2 separate regions of the Homo sapiens genome follow, and region 2 is linked to region 1. Evidence: chromatin loops called from intact Hi-C (ENCODE). Cell type or tissue: CD14-positive monocyte. All regions are shown on one strand.

Region 1 (2,500 bases):
TCAGACATCTAGTGAGTGACAGAGCTAGGACTTGTGTTCACACAAAATTCCAAGCTTTTAATCATCTCATTCAAAGTCCACCAACCAAAAAGCAGCTTCTTGATGGGTGACAAAGCTATAATTTTTTCTTTCCAGCTAGCTCCCTAGGATTGTGAAAGGAACAGAAGCGAGGCAAGCCACCTGACATGTGCTGCTCACACATCCTGACCCCTCAGTTTCTCAGCTTGTCCCTGCAGTGTCATCTCTTCCAGGAAGGGCTCCCTAATTCCCCCCATGACCATCACTGTATTTTCTCCATCCTGAGTCTCATGGCACTTTATGTCTCCCTGTGATATTTATCATGTACCATCTTGTAAACTATCCAAGTACAGGCACATAGCTGAACTGTCTTATACCTTCACGGATCTCTACGTATGTTGAGTACTAGTCAATTTACTAAATCAGTTAATTGACATGTGAATTTTTATAGGTACATATAAAAATTCCACTTCAAGTATTTGGATTGTAGGAAGAACAAGTTGGAAGCTATGAATGTAACATCAAATGTACATTTTGCACACAAAACCAGCTGAAATAAAGACAGAAAATACCTAGATGCCATCTCTATTTAAAATCATGTTCATATCTGTTTAGTTGAAGAATTTACATTTTACAAAGAGAATATATCACAAACCCTTGACTTCATATATTTTTGAATACCACACTGGTATCACTGTAGCCAAGGAAGAGATTGATCCACCCTTCATTACTTATACAAGCTACATCTGGAAGGGACTCATTTTAAAGAGAGCACACCATTTTAAATGAACACCCAATCTAGCTCAACATGATACAACTACCCAGATACTCCCCAGTGTCTTCCAAAGGAGGAGATTTTAAAATTTCAGCTTTTATTTATTCTTCCCTTTAGAACTTCCAATTTGTAAACTTTCAGGCTCAGCTGAAGCTAATAAAAAAGTTTTGGTTTTTTTTCCACTGACAATAGGCACGAACAGCCTCCCTGCCAGTTTCATCAAGCTGCCTACACTCCTACTTTTCTCAGCAAGAGGAAACTTGCAACTCACCTTCTTGGGATGATGCCATTTTCCAAACTTGTTGTCTGACTTCGAAGCCAGCGGCGCTGGTAACTGCTGGAAGAAGATGTAGAGGAGCTTGGAGATGGGAAAGGTGTGATCAAAAGACTGCTTAGTGAGGCTGTAGGAAGAATTTGGAATTTGAAAGTTGAGGTCAATTAGTCCTCATGTAGCTACATAATGCACAACATTAAGAATGTATTTAATATCACTGAACTCTACATTTATTATGTATTTAATATCACTAAACTGTACACTTCGCCACTAAAAAAATGACAAAACCCGCAATTACCTTTGCACCAACCTAATAAAATGGTTGAGATGGTAAATTTCATATTATATGTATTTTAATACAATCCAAAAATTGGAAAAAAAATATCTATGCCAAGTAATCTAAAATTTCAGGTTCTACCAGTCATATCCAGCAGGGGGAGACTATAATTTCTCTCTTCCTAAGATTTCTGAACAGCAAAGAAAACATCCTTTAAAAAGGAACACAAATTAAACGAAATAAGAGTCACAGATGTAGCAAGTGCACAAATTAGCAGGCCCATATTACAAATGCAAAATAATCATTGCTCAGACTGTAGATTGCAGATTTCTACTAAAATGGTCCACACAACATAACTATATTGCCACCAGGTAACTAATGCCATACATAATGCTTACTTTACACATATTTCCTCCTTAGTAATCCTTCACTCTATACTTTGAGGTAAAATTAGGCAAATAAGTTTTTTCCCCATCTAGTATCCTGTCTCCCAAACTTCATCTCCATATATACAATACTTATCCTCCTTCCCTCCAGCCCCCACTGCTACTCTGTTGTCTGTGAAAAAGAAACCTCTACTCTCCAATATGCTTTCTGCTTGGATTACTTATTTGCCTCTGAACCTTTCTCTGCTTCCTCCTGCTACATATTAGATGCCTACACCTGTGTCTCAGGAAGTATGAGCTGACAGTGCCATCCCAGACTTTTCTAACAGGCAGGGAGGAGGGACTAGTCCCTCTCAGGTAGGCAAAGGGTTTCTTTCAAGTCAAGCTGCTTGATGAACATCTACTGGTTTGAAAGAATGGAAGAAAACAGACTTGTTCTGCTTTTACTTCCCTAAGGCTAAGGAATTAGACATTGAAATGTCACTCAGTCCAGTGGAAAATAAAATAGGGTGCTACAGATGGCCAGTCAACATTTTCTGAAACAAATCACAGGGCAAAGGAAATTGATTTTGGTAAATACAGTATACTATGCTCATGAATATCACTTGATAAAGCAGTGTCTCCACATGAACTATTACATTTATACTTTTGTAGGCAAATGTAAATAACCTGACTTCCCGACCTGAGCTCTTAAATACTACAGGAGTTACTTTGCTATCAACTAATAAGTAATGCCAGGTGTGGTAGGCAACTGGGGTAAGTGGTGGACA
Region 2 (2,500 bases), 41 kb after region 1:
AGACACTACCTGTCCACTGGTTCCAAGTTGTTTGGCTCATTGTTAGAATTACCCCAGAAGTTTTGTGTGTGTTTGTGTGTGTGTGTGTAATCAACAAAGCTTCACAAGCTCTACCTCTAGGAATTCGGTTCAGTGGATCTGAAGTTGAGGCTCAGGAAACACCATTCCAATCTACCATCATTATTATTATTAATTAATATTATTTAAAAAACAAAAACAGAGAGATGAAATGATGTGCCCAAAGACACTGATTTTAAGGCAGAGAAGACCCTCAGATCATAAAATCAGGGTAGAGAAGATCCCCAAGTCAAAGTCCCTTCCATTTTATCTGGTATTAAGTCTAGGTTCTCATATGCTAGAGCTGAAAATCAGTAAGTGGGAAAATAGCTTAACTAAGTTCCTTTTTCTGCCTTTGGACAGGGTGAGGCATGAAAGTGAAAGGATATGGCATAGTGAGAAAAAAGGATTTTCATTCACATCTGTTCTGTAAAAACCTAAAGTAGTTTTTTTAAAAAACCTTTCTTAAACCCTTAAAGACATAAGGCTGATGGATGGGTGTACACCTGATACCTAAATATCCCCTTGGGAACTCATAAAAGATAAGAATATTCCCAGGAACCTTGGGTGTTTTTATAACCCACAGGGTGGATTCTCTTTGGTGACTTTTGACAGTTATAATCTTAGATGGGTCACAAGTTATTGCTCTCTCCAATTCCCACCAGGGCTTGCTACATCACTGTTCAGCAATTATTTGGCTTTTGTTACTGTAACAATAAAAGGATAAGGCTAAGCCAGAGCCTGACTCACCACAGGAGTCATAACAGGAGAACCAGGGATGTGGGGACCAGTTCAGCCAGCATTCCGCTTCAGCACAGAGCTGAGCAGAACTTGAGGAAAAAAGGCTTCAGAAGCTGCCCAGTCAGTGACTGGCCTGCAGACTCCAGAGCTGGATTAACCTCATCTTCTGCCTGGAACACTGTCATTCTGGACACAGTTAGCTATGGTGATTAATAACAAGTGCTTTACCCTGTTATGTCATCAATGCTTATCCAAATATGACCGAGACAAAAGCTGATGTCAGTTGTTAGCGTCTATGAAAATCTCCTATATTAAGATTGCTGATTTATTCCTAGTAAGTGATGTATCCTCAGAGGGAAAAGACAAATGTTCTTGAACCCTAAATCAGACACAACACTGCATTCCTTGATTCATTCACTCTTATCAGTCTGGAATTATATCTCAAAATCTCTACCCTCAGCCAGCAGAAATAAACTCTTCTAACTAGTCAAAGAAAAATTCTCATGGTACGTAAAAATCAGTAAAAAGGGAAGGAATGCAGGAAGCGCAGAAGAACGTGTGACCACAATACCCAACCCATCAGAGTCACACCCAACCATTTACGACCTCTCTGTGAAGCTTGTCACAAAGCACAAGACCATCAGCTGACTAGGGTTTGTTTTTTCTCTCTACCCACTTCATTCAACCTGTCCAACTGCTACATTTTCTATTAAGTAGCATCAGGGTAGAGTGGTTTTCACACTGTTTCCAGGAGCAGCAGTGAGAAACATTCTTTCCATTCCTACAAACCTGCATTACGCTTACTTTTAATGACCTTTTATTATACTCTTCAGAATTCTTTGGTCTGTTGCCTTAGCATATCTCTCTCTAAATCTGTGACTATTTTTATATTTCCTAGTCAGTAATCCCAACTGCTATAAATAAAGACTGGTCATAAAATCATGGTCAGCTTATCTATGTGAAGCAGCTCACCAGGGAACAATGCACTCAAGTTTCTGTACTTACTTTCTTGTTAAGTAACTACCACAGACAATCTAAGGACTTCCCTTTTTTAATAGAATTATCTCATCTAAAAATGTACATAAAATGGATATACTCATTTAGAATCATCCTGGTGATTCTAAAGCAGTACAGAGAATTTCTTCTGAATTCAAATTTCAAGATATGAAACTGTAAAGCACAATTGACTCTGAAGTGCTCTGTTTCAGTTCCTTTTCAGTGTGTAAGGGGTATACTTTAAAGACATGGCAAGTTTTCTCTTGCCACCAGAGCAACAATGATTCACAAATATGTGTGGCAAGTCCCAGATTTCTCATATAAACAGCCGTAAGAATTTTGTTTGCTAATTTGCCGGGAAAGTTTGAAAAACTCAAAAGTTGTTGGCAGCTTTGCTATAGTCAATATTTTAAGAAAGAGGATTGAAAGCAATTATTTGAGGATGATACCATATACCTGGCATCATATTTAAGAGTCACTAGATTTTATTTTTTTGAGATGGAGTCTTGCTGTGTTGCCCAGGCTGGGGTGCAGTGGCACGATCTCGGCTCACTGCAACCTCTGCATCCCAGGTTCAAGTGATTATCCTGCTTCAGCATCCCAAGTAGCTGGGATTACAGGTACCTGCTACCACATCTAGCTAATTTTTGTATTTTTAGTAAAGATGGGGTTTCACCATGTTGGCCAGGCTGATCTCGAACTCCTG

Evidence for each region. A loop is a pair of places that touch in the nucleus more often than their neighbours do. Peaks named below come from ENCODE experiments on the same cell type or tissue, not always from the same donor. Only the 100,000 strongest peaks of a DNase experiment are listed, where the experiment ranks them.
Region 2: it touches region 1 in a loop (2.0-fold over the local background); 13 of 110 quality-filtered maps call a loop at or near these places.

What each region holds. Positions count from the first base shown.
Region 1 is chr4:158,850,015-158,852,514 of GRCh38, reverse strand. FNIP2 (folliculin interacting protein 2) reads right to left here. Exons shown (of 17, transcript NM_020840.3): 8 at 1,065-1,194. Among named protein-coding and RNA genes, the nearest start is that of FNIP2, 82 kb to the right of the region's middle. In CD14-positive monocyte, CTCF peaks have their summits at 1,285 and 1,491 (motif pointing right); a DNase peak (open chromatin) is centred at 1,514; H3K27ac peaks cover 517 bases.
Region 2 is chr4:158,809,248-158,811,747 of GRCh38, reverse strand. The region is part of intron 1 of FNIP2 (folliculin interacting protein 2); the gene reads right to left. Among named protein-coding and RNA genes, the nearest start is that of FNIP2, 41 kb to the right of the region's middle. RefSeq lists a silencer at 597-891. In CD14-positive monocyte, no CTCF peak of the experiment used is centred here; DNase peaks (open chromatin) are centred at 397, 867, 1,397 and 2,057; H3K4me3 peaks cover 2,461 bases; H3K27ac peaks cover 2,500 bases.